2 separate regions of the Mus musculus genome follow, and region 2 is linked to region 1. A link is a loop called in an ENCODE intact Hi-C map of the cell type or tissue named here. Cell type or tissue: heart. All regions are shown on one strand. Each heading gives the region's core, and the rest is flanking DNA. Links, peaks and the distances in the headings are about the cores only.

Region 1 (8,324 bases), core at 277-8,276:
CTAGCTTGACGTTAAAGATGCAATTGCCCAATAACATCATGGTCCTGCCCTGATAGGTACATCATTCAGCTGTATAAAGATGGTTGGTCTCCAAGTTTTCCCGCCACTGTGCTATGAGTAGCTAGGGCTTTTTTGATATATTTGTCAAAAAAGGGCATTATTAAAATTGAAGCAATAATTTCTGCTATAAGAAGTCTGAATGGCTTTCACTACTACTGCTGAACTGTAGCATAACTAGTTGTTAAGTAGAATGTCCTGGAGCTGGGAATTTAGAAGGAGACCCTTGTATGAGGATCTTTGGGGAAAATATTGGATTTCTTCCAGGGCTTCTGTAAAGCACTTGGAGAAAAATATATATGTGGAGAAAAAAATGGTTTTATAGTTTGGAAGAACAAAAGGATTCTTTAGCTTGTTTTTGATGAACATCTTACATTTGTGTTAAAGTGTGAGAGAGTCTAGACTCTTTACAATTAAGAGTCTCCTTATTCAACCAAAATGACATTCAGGAGTTGCATTGTTAGCCTTTGACTAAAATGTTGACTATAATTTTAGGGCACTTTTCCATGATTTTCACAAATAAAAATACTAATTTTCTTTTCTCCCCCTTCCCTCTCTCTGTGTCTTTTTCCTAAGATAGGCTTTCTTTGTGTATTTCTGGTTGTCCTGGAACTTGCTCTGTAGGTCAGGCTTGCCTCTAACTCAGAGACCCATCTGTTTTTGCTTTGTGGGTTCTGGGATTAAAGGAGTGTGCTGCTACACATGGCTTAAAATAGCGATAATCTTAATAAAGTCTTTTTGAAAATCTTCCCTAGTTACTCAATTAAATAATAGAATTTAATACAATGATAATAGAGTGGCATGGGGTATCTGCATTGTGTGATAGTAATGTAACATTTAGACTAATTATTATTTAGCATTTTCTCATTCAGGCACCTCATGGACTATGTTGCTTCAATCACTGGGTCATTAATTATGTCTATAGAGCTGCTCCTAAATTTTAGGTCATGTTCCATCACTGGCTTAAGTACAAAGTAGCTACTCCTTTTTTTTTTTTTTCCCCCGAGACAGGGTTTCTCTGTGTAGCCCTGGCTGTCCTGGATCTCACTTTGTAAACCAGGTTGGCCTAGAACTCAGAAATCTGCCTGCCTCTTCCTCCCAAGTGCTGGGATTAAAGGTGTGCGCCACCACACCCGGCTAGCTACTCCATTTAAAAAGGCAATAGCAACATTGGGAGTGCAGTATGCCATGACTAGTGTGAGTCACTGCAAGAAAGAATACAGAAAGCAGTAGCATTAAAAACAAAACACTTAGAAAGAGAGTCTCTGTGGTACTGGAAATAATATAAGGGTCTCCTTAACCTCATCCAACACTCATTGAAAACTTTTTGGCCCCTGTCTTAGTCAGTGTTTCTATTCCTGCACAAACAACATCTATTCCTGCACCAAGAAGCAGTTGGGGAGGAAAGGGTTTACTCAGCTTACACTTTCATACTGCTATTCATCACCAAGGGAAGTCAGGACTGGAACTCAAGCAGGTCAGAAAGTAGGAGCTGATGCAGAGGCCATGGAGGGATGTTCTTTATTGGCTTGCTTCCCCTGGCTTGCTCAGCCTGCTCTCTTATAGAACCCAAGACTACCAGCCCAGAGATGGTTCCACCCACAAGGGGCCCTTCCCCGTTGATCACTAATTGAGAAAATGCCTTGCAGCTGGATCTTGTAGAGATATTTCCCCAACTGAAGCTCCTTTCTCTGTGATAATTCCAGCCTGTGTCAACTTGACACAAAACTAGCCAGTACAGCCCCCAAATAAGACAGATGTTTACAGGGTCTTGAGAAAGTTCCCTCTAAAGCAATATATACAAAAGTAGTAATATTCTCAAACTCAACAAAACTTGGGGAAATGGAATAGCAGTTTTAATTTGAATTATTTGAGCAACATTTGCTTTTGCTTTATGAAATTTTAAGTGGTACTAAGTATAGAAATATAATGCCAATTTCTAATTTGCTGTCCAAGTCTTACTCTTTTTTTTTTTTTTTTTTTTTTTTTTTTGGCTTTTTGAGACAGGGTTTCTCTGTATAGCCCTGGCTGTCCTGGAACTCAGTTTGTAGACCAGGCTGGCCTCGAACTCAGAAATCCGCCTGCCTCTGCCTCCCAAGTGCTGGGATTAAAGGCGTGCACCACCACGCCCGGCCCAAGTCTTACTCTTAAATAATATAGGAGTCACCTTAATTGGGAAAATTTGTAGAAAAAAAAATCAAAGTTTCTTTCTTCCTTTCTTATTTGGACATAGCTAATAGTAAAACTACCATAAGATATTGGGAATACATGAATTTCCAGACTATATATGAGTTATGATAGGCACATAATTAAAACAGACAAGAAAAAATATTTGCCAAACATTTATTGATTTTTAACAGTCCAATTATTTGAACAAGAATGTCTTCCAGGTAGTATAAAGCCTCAAAGTACTGTGAGCATCTAAGTATAATAAAGAGACCTCTAGAAATTTGTCCTCTGTTCATACATTTCCCTTTTCCTTTTGCCATCACTCTGTGAACTTTTATTGGACCCAAACAAGACAAATGTTTACAGAATCTTGAGTAGGTTCCCTCTAAACCAAAATGTACAAAAGTAGAAAAATTCTCAAACTCAATAAGACTTGGGGAAATGGAACAGAGTGCTACAACTACAGTTTTAAATTTGAGTTGTTTGAGGACCACCTTGCTTTCACTTCATGAGATTTTAGATGATGCAAAATATAAAAAATATAATGCCAAATTATAATTTTCTGTCAAGCATTTCTCTTAACAAGATTTGTTCAGTTATGAACTGACTTCATATATTATTTTCTGCATAAATCCTCTTCCTCCTACATTATCTGAGGGATCTAAGTTTCAGCCTGCTGATGGAATCTGTCATAATTTTGCAACAAAACCTAAGAAAACCATTTGGAGGTAAAGACAAAATTTAAGCCAAAGAAAATGTCAACTTGAACTCATAAAATGAAAGCTTTAGATAAAATGATCCACCACTAAAAGTAGCGATTCAATTACTTTGAATATCAGATTGCTTGCATTATTCTTGTTATTTAAGAAGGCAATAAACCAATGTGCTCCTCAAAGAAAATTCGTTCAAAAAATTAAATGGCTTAGTTTTAAAAGTGCACATCATATCTTCACTAAAGAACAAAGACATCTTGCAAAAAAGAACTACCTGTGGAAGAATGAAAGACAGGAATTAAAGGAAATGAAATTAGTATAGTTTAAGATTCTGTAAGAAAAGACACATTCTAAGATCAGAGAGTTTTCCCACAACCAGAAACACTTGAGTTATCGCTGGATACCCTAGTGTTTCTCATTTTCTTTTGCTTGAAGCTTTGGCTGGTGCCAGGATGTTTGCAGCATCTTTTAAGGGCGGTATTGAGACCTCTGCTCCTGGATGTACTCATAGAGAGGGCTGGAACGCACTGGGACATTGGCAAACTGGCGTGTACCAGGCTCCAGGATTTGGCGGCGCCTCTGCTCCTCTTGCCTACGACGGATTTGCTCTTCTTGGAATTTTCTCTCCCGCTCTTGGCGACGTCTTTGTTCCTCTTCTTGACGTAGTTCTTGTTCCTGGCGACGAATCGTATCCCTGGCAAACTGCTCCTCAGCCAGGTATTGACCATCTCGCTTCTCCCTGCGCAACTGCTGTTCCTCGCGTTCCTCGCGTGGGTGTTTCTCTTCCCGGAATTTCCTGTCACGCTCCTGGCGGCGGCGCTGTTCTTCCTGGCGAAGCTCTTCTACCTCACGGAATTTTCTGTCACGCTCTTGGCGAAGCTGCTGCCCTTCCCTTTCTTGCCTGAGCTCTACTTCCTCGCGGAATCTTCTGTTGTCACGCTCCTGGAGACGACGCTGCTGTTCCTCTCTTTCCAGGCGGAGTCGCTCCTCTTCCCGGAATTTCCTGCCACCCACCTGGCGGTGCAGCAGCTCCTCCCTTTCCTGACGAAGCTCTTCTTCCTCAAGGACTCTTCTGTCGCGCTCCTGTCTCAACTGTTGCTCGCGTTCCTGGCGGCGGCGCTGCTGCTCCTCAAAGCGAAATTGTTCCTCCTCACGCTCCAGGCACCGCTGCTGCTCTTGCTCGCGCTCCTGGCGGCGCCGCTGCTCTTCCTCACGCTCATGGAGACGCTGCTGCTCTTCCTCACGCTCCAGGCGGCGCCGCTGCTCTTGCTCGCGTTCCCGGCGGAGCTCTTGCTCCCGGCGGATCTTTCTGTCCCGCAGCCGCTCTTCCTCCAGTTCTTGGCCGAGCTCTTGTTCCTCACGGAATTTTCTGTCACGTTCCTGGCGCCTCAGCTGCTCTTCCTCCAGTCCCTGGCGGAGTTCTTGGTCCCGGCGGATCTTTCTGTCCCTCAGCCGCTCTTCCTCGCGCTCCCGGCGGAGCCCTTGCTCCCGGCGGAACTCTTGCTCCCGGCGGAGCTCTTGCTCTCTGCGGAGCTCTTGCTCCCGGCGGATCTTTCTGTCCCGCAGCCGCTCTTCCTCCAGTTCTTGGTCGAGCTCTTGTTCCTCACGGACTTTTCTGTCACGTTCCTGGCGCCTCAGCTGCTCTTCCTCCAGTCCCTGGCGGAGTTCTTGGTCCCGGCGGATCTTTCTGTCCCTCAGCCGCTCTTCCTCGCGCTCCTGGCGGAGCTCTTGCTCCCGGCGGAACTCTTGCTCCCGGCGGAGCTCTTGCTCCCGGCGGAACTCTTGCTCCCGGCGGAGCTCTTGCTCCCGGCGGAGCTCTTGCTCCCGGCGGATCTTTCTGTCCCGCAGCCGCTCTTCCTCCAGTTCTTGGTCGAGCTCTTGTTCCTCACGGAATTTTCTGTCAAGTTCCTGGCGCCTCAGCTGCTCTTCCTCCAGTCCCTGGCGGAGTTCTTGGTCCCGGCGGATCTTTCTGTCCCTCAGCCGCTCTTCTTCGCGCTCCCGGCGGAGCTCTTGCTCCCGGCGGATCTTACTGTCCCGCAGCCGCTCTTCCTCGACGCATTCCTGACGGAGCTCTTGTTCCCGGCGGAATCTTCTGTCCGGTTCCTGGAGGCGCAGCTGCTTTTCCTCGAACTCCTCATGACGGCGCTCTTCTTCCTCATGGAATTTTCTGTCGCGCCTGAGCTCTTGTTCCCTGCGGAGCTTTCTGTCCCGCAGCCGCTCTTCCTCCAGTTCCTGGCGGACCTCTAGTTCCCGGTGTAATTTTCTGTCACATTCCTGGCGGCGGCGCTGCTCTTCCTCTCGCTGTCCGCGAAGCTGCTCCTCCACCCTCAAACGGTCCCGCTCTTGGCCACGCTGCTCTTCCTCCAGTTCCTCGCGGCGCTCTTCTTCCTCATGGAATTTTCTGTCCCGTCTGAGCTCTTGCTCCCGGCGGAATGATCTGTCCCGCAGCTGCTCTTCCTCACGCTCCAGGCGGCGTTCTTGTTCCCGGCGGGATGGTCTGTCCCGCAGCTGCTCTTCCTCACGTTCCTGGTGGCGTTCTTGTTCCCGGCGGGATGGTCTGTCCCGCAGCTGCTCTTCCTCACGCTCCAGGCGGCGTTCTTGTTCCCGGCGGAATGGTCTGTCCCGCAGCTGCTCTTCCTCACGTTCCTGGTGGCGTTCTTGTTCCCGGCGGGATGGTCTGTCCCGCAGCTGCTCTTCCTCACGTTCCTGGTGGCGTTCTTGTTCCCGGCGGGATGGTCTGTCCCGCAGCTGCTCTTCCTCACGTTCCTGGTGGCGTTCTTGTTCCCGGCGGGATGGTCTGTCCCGCAGCTGCTCTTCCTCACGTTCCAGGTGGCGTTCTTGTTCCCGACGGAATCTCTGGTCCCGCTCCTGACGCCTCAGCTGCTCTTCCTCACGCTGCTGGCGGCGCTCTTGTTCACGAGATTTTCTGTCGCATTCCTGCCGAAGTTCTTTCTCGCGTTCTTGGAGGTGCTCCTCCTCCTCTTGGAATTCTCTCTCTTGTTCTTGACGCCGCCTCTGCTCTTCCCGTTCTGTCCGCAGCTGCCTTTCCTCCTCAAGGAACTTGCCCTCTCTCTCCTGTTGCCGTCTTCTCGATTCTCCCTGGAGCTGTTCTTCCTCCTGGAACGTCTCATCTCGTCTTCTGGCTTCCCGTTGGTGCTCTCGCTGAAACTGCTCTTCCTCTAGGATCTGACGGTCGCGCTGCTGTCGACGCCTCCTCTCCTGCTCCAGCTCTCTCTTCTCTTCCTCTTCGTCTTGCAGAGGCCGCCGATCCTGACGTCTCTCTCGCTCCTGAGAATCTTCCAGCTGCTGGATGGGTTCCTCATCCCCTCTGCGTTTGGTGAAGAGCCTGTTACTACGAACTTCATTTTCTTTCCTTGGTTGCCACTGCCATTTCAGATCCCTGCGCTGATCTTCATCCCGCAGCCGCTGCAGGTCCTCCTCCTGATACTGCCTTTCCTGCTGCAGGCGCCTTCTTTCTCTCTGCAGCCGCTCTTCCTCCTGCTGCAGCCGCTCTTCCTCCTGTTGCAGGTCCTCCTCCTGATACTGCCTCTCCCGCTGCAGGCGCCTCCTTTCTCGCTGCAGTTGCTCTTCGTCTTGCTGCAGCCGCTTTTCCTCCTGCTGCAGATCCTCCTCCCTGCGGTGTTTCCTCTCCCGCTGCTGGCGCTGCTCTTCTTGCAACAGCCGTTCCTCGCGTAGCTCCTCCTCCCTACGCTGCCTCTGGCTGGGTTTGGCGTACAGTGTGCGGCGCCTCTGGCTTTCTTCCCTCAGTTGCCGGCTCCTGTTTGGCTCTCGGCGTTCCTCCTGGAGTCGCCTCTGTTCTTCATCTAGGAGGCTGTCCTGGAGCTCTGCTCGTTGCAGCTTCTCCTCCCGGAAGCGCTGCTCCTCCCTGTCGCGGAACCGCTGCTCCTGCTCCAGGCGCTCCTCCGCCCGCTGCGGCCTCTCCCACTGGTTGCGCTGGCGCGCCTCCTCAGCGGGACGCTCCTGTTGGAGGTCGCGGCGCTGCTCCTCCTGCTCCCGGAGCTGACGCTCCCCCAGCTCCTGGCGAAGCCTCTGCTCCTGCCTGCTAGGCCTAGAGTAGACCTTGTTCTGACGGGCGTCTGCCTCGTTTTCGAGCTGCCACTGCCACCTCTGGGTAATGCTCTCGTCGGGTTCCCGGATCCGCGTCAGCTCGTCCTCCTCAGCCAGCTCCTGCCTCAGCTCTTGCTCGCGTCTTAGCTCTTGCTCACGCCTCAGTTCCTGCCTCAACTCCTGCTCGCGCCTTAGCTCTTGCTCGCGCCTCAGTTCCTGCCTCAACTCCTGCTCGCGCCTTAGCTCTTGCTCGCGCCTCAGTTCCTGCCTCAACTCCTGCTCGCGCCTTAGCTCCTGCTCGCGCCTCAGCTCCTGCCTCAGCTCCTGCTCGCGCCTTAGCTCTTGTTCGCGCCTCAGCTCCTGCCTTCGATTCAGCTCCTGCTCGCGCCTCAGCTCTTGCCTCAGCTCCTGCTCGCGCCTTAGCTCCTGCTCGCGCCTCTGTTCCTGCCTCAACTCCTGCTCGCGCCTTAGCTCTTGTTCGCGCCTCAACTCCAGATCGCGCCTTAGCAGGGGTTCGCGTAGCTCTTCTTGCCTGCGCTTCTGCAGCCTTCTCTCTTCTGTTTGGCCCTTGCCCTTGAGTTCCTGCCTCTCTTGCCTTTGCTGTTCCTCTACCTCAGAAAACTCCTCCGCGTCACGACCCTTACTCCAGCCAAGCGGCTCTTTCTCTGCAAGGCGTTCCTCCAGTTCTTGCAGTTCTCGCCTTTGCAGTCTCTGCTCTTCATCGCGGTGCTGCCTGTAGCGCTGCTCCAGCCGCTGCTCCTCAGCGCGCTCCTCCTGCTCACGTCTCTTCTGCCAGCTTCGGCGCCCAGGTTCTTCGTCCAGTTGTCTGCTTCGGGGCTCGAATCTCCTTTGGTCTTCTTGCCTGCGATCTTGTGACAGGTTCCTCTTTTCATTGGGCAGGGCTCTCTTCTCGCCTAGCTCTGCGGCCTGATCGAGAGCATAATAGCAAGCTTGAGCAATCTTGAAAAGGAACAGGAGGAATTCGTTGAAATCAACACGCCCGTTGCAGTCGCGATCCAGAAGTTCTAGGGTCAGGTCTATCGTCTCAGGGTCATGTGGTCTCTATGAAAAGATTAAAACAAACAAACAAAAAAGTTTTATAATTAATTATTTACAAGTAGTAAACTTTTGCACTCACGTTTGTTTTGGGGAGGGGACTATTTGGAGCGATTAGAAAATGCACAGAGGAGCTGGAGAGATGGTTTAGCCGCTAAGAGCACTTGACTGCTCTTCCATAAGTCCTGAGTTCAATTCCCAGCAACCACATGGTGGCTCACAACCCCATCTGTAATGGGATCTGATGCTCTCTTCTGGTGT
Region 2 (8,324 bases), core at 91-8,090, 76 kb before region 1:
TATGGAAACTTTTCCAGGTTCCAGACTTCCCCACATTCGTATGCAGCTGGCCAATTAAGGAGGTCCTTCAGAGGGAGATATACTTATACCCCCAAAAACATGGTATTTGTTAGCTGGAAGCACTGACTTTCATTTTGGACCTTTACCCACCTAAACAACCTCACAGTCTGGTCCACTTTTGCTTAACTTCTTGGGAAGGACAACGTTCTGCTACAACCTGTTACCCTCTCCTCATTTTTCTCTAAAGTGTTATCTCCTGGCTCCTCACCATCCAGGCCTTCTCTGTATTGCTTTGTGATGGGGTTTATAAACTGAAGACTTCGTATCAGCTAAAGCCAGCCACAGGTGAGGAAGTCCAAACTAAACATGAAACACTGACATCTTTTGTCCCATTCTGTCCCTTCCCCGTCCCAGCTCCCTCTCCTGAGCAGTCCTCTTCATCCTCGAGACGCTTGCTCCTGTCTTTCATATATCAGCAGCACACTGTTCAGCCACAGTGATAGGCTTATCCTCCTTCCTTCCTGGGACATCTGCCCTTATGTGGGAGAATCCTGTGTTCTAGTTCTCTTTCCCCACTGGAAATCAAAGGCAGGTCCTTGGCTTTCTGGCTGTGTCCTCAGTCAGGCCTATGATATAGATATTTAATCAGGGAATTGTGACAACAAATGGCCTCTGAGCAGCAACCTGAAAAATCCAAGCTGATTCTGGTTCCATCGTTCATTGGTCATGATTTCATGCATACACAAGAAGCATCTTCACTGTCTATTAGGCAGCTCCTGCTACCAGCTTCCATGTCACACTCCCTTACACAAATCTACTGACTCTCAGTGTACATTTAAAAAAAAATGGCATTGTTTTATTTTTGCCAGCAGGCGTGGGATACATGTTGTGGTAGGTGTGCTGGGCTCAGTGCAGGTGTGGATGGGGTCGGGGGAGGTGATGACTTGGTGGTTGGATGGGAACTAAGAGGATTAGATTCGCTTCTGGGAAGTTTGGATGAAAGAATCATGGCACGCTATAGCTAAGCCACCAATGAGGTTGAGAAACTCTTGGAAATCTAGCTGCCCGTCACAGTTGAGGTCCAGCTTCTTCATCATGCGGTCAAGGACACCAGGATCCTTCTGGTTCTGCAAAAACAATGACATCTTTATATTTCACTTTCTTCGGTGCCTCTTAATATGCTGCCACATTTTATTCTCAGTGGAGTAGAAAGTCCGGGAAGGGGTTATTGAGAGCGACCTGCTTTAGCAGCAGACCTGGACACAAATCCAGACTTCTTTACTCCTTGTCCTATGTTCTTTCTGTGACGTTAAGGGTTATTCAACTTTGGAAAGTGTTGGATGCAACTCCCATATATAAACCACGAGGCAGTGAGTGGCTTGAGGTAGAAAGTTACAGGTCCTGCCTAAGAAGCTTCATCTTCCACCCATCTCCAACACACACACACACAGACACAGACACACACACACACACACAGACACACAGAGACACAGAGACACACACACATACACACACAGACACACACACACACACAGACACACACACACACACAGACACAGACACACACACACACACACACACACACACGTTAAATAAGAAGCTTCATCTTCCACCTATCTCCAACACACACACACACACACACAGAGACACAGAGACACACACACATACACACACAGACACACACACACACAGACACAGACACACACACACATACAGAGACATAGACACACACACATACACAGAGACACAGACACACACACACACACACGTTAAATAAGAAGCTTCATCTTCCACCCATCTCCAACATACACACACACACACACACACACACAGACACAGAGACACACACACAGACAGAGACACACACACACACATACACACACACACAGAGAGACACAGAGACACACACACACACAGAGACACAGACACACACACACACGTTACATAAGAAGCTTCATCTTCCACCCATCTCCAACATACACACACACATACACACACAGACACAGAGACACACACACACACACATACAGAGACACACACATACACACACACAGATACACAGACACATACACACACACACACACACACACACACACACACACACACATACACACGTTACATAATCTGATGTAATTGTCATCTTGAAGGCTTACTGCTTCAGCCTGCCAACTTAGGCCTCATCCTGGAAGCCTCTAGCCTCCATACTATCTTATCTAGGCCTAGAATGTTTTCAGCCTCTGAGACTTGCTGCTCAGTAAGTTCACCCCTTCTAGTTCTTTCTGAACTCCAGGTGGCTGGTCAACTCAACTGTTCTGGCTCTAGCTGCTCACCCAAATGACTTATTCAACTTAGCTTTTCTGTCAGCCTCCGAATTGCTCCGCTTGGTTTCAAACTAAATCTAGCAATCTTTTCTAATCTTCTGGCTCCTTCTCATTCTCTTGCTCATTCTGTCTTTACCTGTGTCCAGCTTGTTCTCTCTTGCAACGTGTTTCTGTACAACTATCCCAGTTAAACTGTCTCCTCCTCCCTCTCTGCTGCTCCACTCTCCCTCTCAACGCTACTGCACTGCTCTCAATGAACTCTACTGTATTCCTGCACTGTACTCTCTTCTTGTACTGTCTGTCTCTCCTTCAAGTAGCTCCCCTTTCCTCTCTCTTCTCAAGGGATTAAGTGTGTACTAAGGGCTGAGCCACACCCTAACTAGAAACATGTTCAAATGTCCTATAATACACACACACACACAGCCACTCTCTACATTTACATTTAGATCAATTTAGAAAGTCATTAGCCATATTTCAAGTGAGTAAGATGTTTAGTTACAACCATGTGACTGGAGTAAGGCTGTTTCATGCAAGGCCATTCTGCTGGGCTCCTGTTCAGTGCAGTAAGCAGTCAGGGTATGGGGGCTGGGACAGATACCTTTGTGAAGGCAGCCAGCTCTGTGTTCATGAAGGAAAGGAATTCAGTTTTGGAGAGTTGAGTGTTGTTTCCATCCTTCCCGCTGTACTTTTGGAAAACAGCAATCAGGGACTCAATGCATCTCTCAGTCTCTGTAGGCATTTTTGCTTCTGGGGAAAACAAAAATGGAGGGCTCAGGTTAAAAATATTTCGAGAATTACTGTACCTAAAGAGTGTACTTCACCCAGTTTTCTTGGGTTGAATATTAACGTATGCCCTTTTATTCCATTTTCTTGATTTAAATATACATGTATGTTTATATTTAAATTTTTTTCTAGTGTATAGAATTATGCAGTATTTAGTTTTGAGCCATTTACTGTAATATAAATATTGGTCTAATCGCTGTAAACTATTTTTCCTATATTTTTCTTTGCCCCTATTGAATTCTTTTCTTATTTTGAATTATAATCCAAATTTAATCTTCTTTATTGTAATATATTCTCCTTATTTGAGAATTAGGAAGGCTAGAGAATAGAGTGTGCCAGAGGAGCGCAGTGCCTCATCTTTGGCTGAAGCAGTTTCTTGCAGTCTTGTTCATTTATCAGGGGTCAGAGAGGCAAACAGCAAGTGATATTTTGTGAGCTTCCTTTTGATAGCTCCAGTGCATGCAGTAAGGTATTCCACACAGAACTCCGAGTGCTTAGAAACACTAGATGACTCAGACAAGGGAGAACTTTTCTGATATTCTTAGACAGTGTGAGAAAACATATGAATAATCTGTTCATATGACTATAGGAATCTGCACACACATGTTCTGAACTTTGGAGGGAGATTACAGTGAGTGACCTATTCCACAAGAGGCTACTGTGATTGAATGAGATGCCCTAAAGTAATTCTCATGAATTTCTCTGAAGAAAATGAACAGCACATCTGTAATCGTGCACTGGGGGGGGGGGGGGGAGGAGAGAGGACATTTTAGACGTTCGAAAGTATATTCAGCAAGGTGTGGGGGTGCATATACCCTTGGAGGATCAAGAGTTTGGGTTAACCTGGGCTACCTAGTGAAACTATAGATTTATTGTGTGTGTGTAAAGCAGAAAGCTAGACGTCACTAATTTTACTTGTGCAGAACTAAGGCATGAGAGGGCAACTATCAGGGTAGCGTCACCCCTAGGCTCTCGGCTACAAGGTTCCTTTCTACAGAGTTCTGCCTTTGTTTCATCCAAACGCCACTCATTTCCAAAGGAATGGTGGCTGGAATGTCTTAACACAGAGTTAAACCAAAGCTGTGGTTGCACCAGGAAGAGCATCATTCAAGTTCTGTGCCGGACTCTGCTTTTCCCACAGCAGAATTCCTAAAGGAAATTCTACTGAGTTGAGTCATCCTGGTTGAGATCTGTTCCCAGAATCCAGAATTGATCCGTTGTGCTCCCCCTAGTGGGTAGCAGCGCAACTGCAGGGTTTCCTAGACCCTGTCAACCACACCCTGACACTTTCTCGCTTGATGTTAACTATGATTTGTATGTATGTATGTATGTAATTTAGTATTTAGTTTTTGACTGCTCTCTAAGACGGACTTTCTGGATACGAAAGTTGGAAGCTTTCAGGCTGTGCAACAGCACATGCTAAAGATGACAAAAGCTGGCAGCCCCGCAGCCTCTCTTCCTAACACCTATCTTTCTTTTTCTTTCTTTCTTTCTTTCTTTTTTTTTTTTTTTTGTTTTTGTTTTTGTTTTTGTTTTTGTTTTTCGAGACAGGGTTTCTCTGTGTAGCCCTGGCTGTCCTGGAACTCACTCTGTAGACCAGGCTGGCCTCGAACTCAGAAATCCGCCTGCCTCTGCCTCCTGAGTGCTGGGATTAAAGGCGTGCGCCACCATGCCCCGTTCCTAACACCTATCTTAAGCAGCTTATTATCAAAATTGCACTGCTGTGGCTCACTGCACCTAGGAATGCCCAGAGTACCTGAACCTTCTTCTGGAGATAAGTTCTTTCTAAAGAGTCTGAAGGAGAGAAAACTATTGGTAAGTTAGGGGGGGGGGGGGGGGGAAACACCAAACACCACAGCCTAGAAACAAGTGTTTACACAACATGCTCTTCCTATCAGAACTAAAATCTAGCTGCCTTATTAGTGTGTCACATGATAGCAGGAGAGTTGGCACGGAGGACTCGCTAGACTGGGGAGGAGGTTCCAGGCCTATAGATGCTCCTTTCTTCTTTCCCTTAGAACAGAGGGCTCAGATGGGAAGGTTTTGCCCATGTGGAGCAGCGGCTGAAAGAGAGGGCACGGCCCACACCATCGCCCTTTTGCATGATGGGAACAGTGACAGCAAGGAAAACCCCACTGTGAAAGGACGCAGTGAGATCCTTTTAAAACGCAACCTAAACACCCAACGTTCCAGGGAAGCTTCCCCTTGACAGAAATATGTGAAAAAGAGGGAACCACACCAACTATCTCTTTCTCAACCAGCACCAAAGCTCTTCCTTCAAGTGTTCAGGGTCTCATCTATCTCCTTTCACCTCATAACCTGTTGGTGCTGGGCCCTAGGTACCCTGTGTGATGAAAAGGGGAAGAAGGAAACAATAAGTAGGAAGTGATGAAAGACTGACACACCAAAGCAGGGGTCCGCAAGCTTTCTGTTGCTGTTATTTGCAATAAAGGGACAGCTGTGGATATTTTTTAGCTCTTTATGCTCCATAAGATCTTATCACTCTTGCCATAGTCAGGCAGCAAGGGTGAGGATACATAAAGCAAAAGGGTGTGGCGGTGCCTGTAAACTCTATACATTTGATTTTCATGCCATTCTCATGCATTACAAGGGATTCTTTTCCTTTTGAATGTCTTCCAACCATTTAAAAACATAAAAATCTATAATTAGTTTGGGACTAGGGCAAAAACGCACTTGGGCCTCTCTCCAACATTTGCTGATCCTCTTTGAAGAGTCAAAGGAAGGGGTAGATTTTGGAGGGGATGTGAATTACTGGAAACATTTTTTAAAGAAACGAGGGGAACTGAAGTAGCAGGTAGGAGACAGGCAGGTGATGTAGGGAGTGGCTAAAAAGATGGCTGGGAGTGGAGTAAGGGGGAGAGGAAAAGAGCGAGCTGGGAGGGACTGGCCTCCTCCCACATTCCTGTCTGTGGTTCCAATGGCTGCAACAGGCTCCGGTTTCTCATCTGTATGTCTTGGCTGTTTGCCTGCGGTTTCCCCGCAGCTGAGTCCCCCAGAATTCAGGAAGGCTACGTTCTGAACCGCTTTCTTTCTAGTCTTCATGAACGCCTAGCGACGCTGCCCCAAGTTCTCACTGAGTCTGCAGCTCTCTGGCGGCCGCCACTGGTTGGGTTCAGGGGCTCACGGCCCCAGGGAGTCTAGCGGCCGCACCCAGCCCGGGCTCAGGCCAGTTAGGCAGCCGCACCCAGCCTAGAACTTATTTTGCCCGGGAGAACAAAAGACCGCCGTTTCTCCCCACAGGCTGTTATTAGGGTGTAATTTTAGGGCTTCCTCGTGCCCTCCACTCTTCTCTAATTGCCTCCCACAGTTTCATCTTCCCGATCCATTTTCTGCCACGTCCACACGTTAGTCCAAGATACACCCAGCCAAGAGCATGCGTAGCTCTTTGTTGTTTTCATTAAAAAGAAAAAAATCTAAAAAGTTCAAAAACTTATGCTTACCAAGTTGAGGAGCGAGGTCCGGCTGCGACTGTGGCTGACGGTGGCTGGGACAGGAGTGGCGGTCGGGGTCCGGGTCCCGCCCCTCAGCCTGACTCAGGCTGTGCCCGCCCCGGCCCCCGCCCCTCCGCAGGCCTCGGCCTGTCCCCATGTCGGTGCTCTAGACTCAGCTCACTGGTTGTAGTCCCTGTGACTCAACAGGTCTCTGTTCCTCTCTCCCTGGAATCTCAAAGATTTTTGGCTTTAGGGGAAGTCATGCCCCTAGCTCTTTTTCTATGCACGTGTCCATTTGCAGTTCAGGTCAGATAAGCAGAAAGAATGTGAGTCGTGCTCATCAAGTAGGTCCCTAGGAGCTGGGGCTGTCCTGCTACACTGAAGAAATTTAATAAACAGTTGTGATTTTTTAAATTTTTCTGACACGTGGTATTCCTGAGTAGCTAAAGCTGACTTTGATTCTCTATGTAGCACAGGCTAGCCTCAAACTTAGGACCCTCCTACCCCCGCATCCCAAGTGCTGGATTATAGGTGTGCACCATCTGGCCTACCTAAGGGCAGTGATTATTGCCAACAGAATATTGGTGATTATTGTCTAGAGATAATTTTCACCCTGCTTTCAAGTTTTAAAATGACAGTTAAGAAAACTCTTGCAGCTAAACATCTCCCTGTGCAAGTGCGGCATTTTCCTGTCTGTGTTTCAATAAAGTTGGGAATTGTATGACAAACTTCCAGCTTCTAATCCTTGGTCCACAACATCACTGCAGCACTTTTGGCAAGTACTGGCCCCTCTGAGCTTCCATTTTCCCATCTATAAACAAGCCATGCTGCCTTCACCACTTAGTAAAGGCACGTAGAATGTCTATCACATAGAGTGATGCCCTTAAGGAGACACCCCCCGCCCCAAAAAAAAGAACAACTTGCAGAGTAGATGTGAATAGGGCATTGTGTGAATGCTTCCTGGTTTCTGCTCCCCCAATTTCACCAGTCACAGTTCCTGTCTCTTGTTTAGGAACCCTTGAAGTCAGACATGGTGGCCCTTGCCTATAATCTCAGCATGTGCAAGGCTGAAGAGGGAAGACTACTGCAAGTTCAAGGCCAGCCTGTGGCCTACCTAGTGAATTCCAGAACGGCTTGGGTTACAGAGTAGGATTTTGTCTCATAAGAAAATTAGAATCCAAACCAAAACAAACACTCTTGTGTTTCCAACAATAATTCAAAAAATAATTAGATCCACCCTCTTTCCATTTCTGCCGATGATGTGACCATTTTCCCATTTTCCTTATTTGAAAACATTAGCACCATGTTTTTAAAAAAATTACTTTCTTACACGATTTTCTAAAATCATGGCCCTTGGAATTTCAGCTTACTGTGTGCTTGGACCCACCTGTCCTTCTTCCACACCTGCACTGATAGAGTTTACATCCCCACTCCCTTTTTCCATTGATTTTGCAACTGGGCCCTTGCCCTCCAATAAAAACATATTTAATCAATAAAAACACATTTTCCCAATGTGCAATTTTGATTGATTAACTGCTTACTTTAGAACAAAACACACAATAAAAGAAACAAAGTAACTTACTAATACTTTTATACCAAACCAAACTGCTGGGGACAGAAAGATGGCTCAGAGGGTAAGGGTGCATCCTCCAAGCCTGTTAACCTGGATTTGATCCCTGGAACCCAAATAGTAAAAAAAGAGAACCAATTTCTACATGCTGACCTTAAACCTCCACATGTGTGTTATGGTGAGTGCCCCCCTAATAAT

Evidence for each region. Peaks named below come from ENCODE experiments on the same cell type or tissue, not always from the same donor. Only the 100,000 strongest peaks of a DNase experiment are listed, where the experiment ranks them.
Region 2: a loop joins it to region 1, with 5 times the contacts of the local background. A loop is called at or near these places in 1 of 42 quality-filtered maps.

Annotation. Positions count from the first base shown.
Region 1 is chr3:93,443,138-93,451,461 of GRCm38, reverse strand. It overlaps Tchh (trichohyalin), which reads right to left. Exons shown (of 2, transcript NM_001163098.1): 2 at 2,385-8,069. The coding sequence ends at 3,408. Among named protein-coding and RNA genes, the nearest start is that of Tchh, 5.0 kb to the right of the region's middle. In heart, for the core only: CTCF peaks have their summits at 3,780, 4,028 and 5,221; DNase peaks (open chromatin) are centred at 3,831 and 6,741; H3K4me3 peaks cover 4,669 bases; H3K27ac peaks cover 1,909 bases; H3K27me3 peaks cover 1,665 bases.
Region 2 is chr3:93,518,795-93,527,118 of GRCm38, reverse strand. It overlaps S100a11 (S100 calcium binding protein A11), which reads right to left and starts at 6,623. Exons shown (of 3, transcript NM_016740.3): 1 at 6,566-6,623; 2 at 2,920-3,068; 3 at 831-1,127. The coding sequence starts at 3,060. The coding sequence ends at 972. In heart, for the core only: CTCF peaks have their summits at 4,345 (motif pointing left) and 6,208; DNase peaks (open chromatin) are centred at 4,328, 6,178 and 6,628; H3K4me3 peaks cover 1,660 bases; H3K27ac peaks cover 950 bases.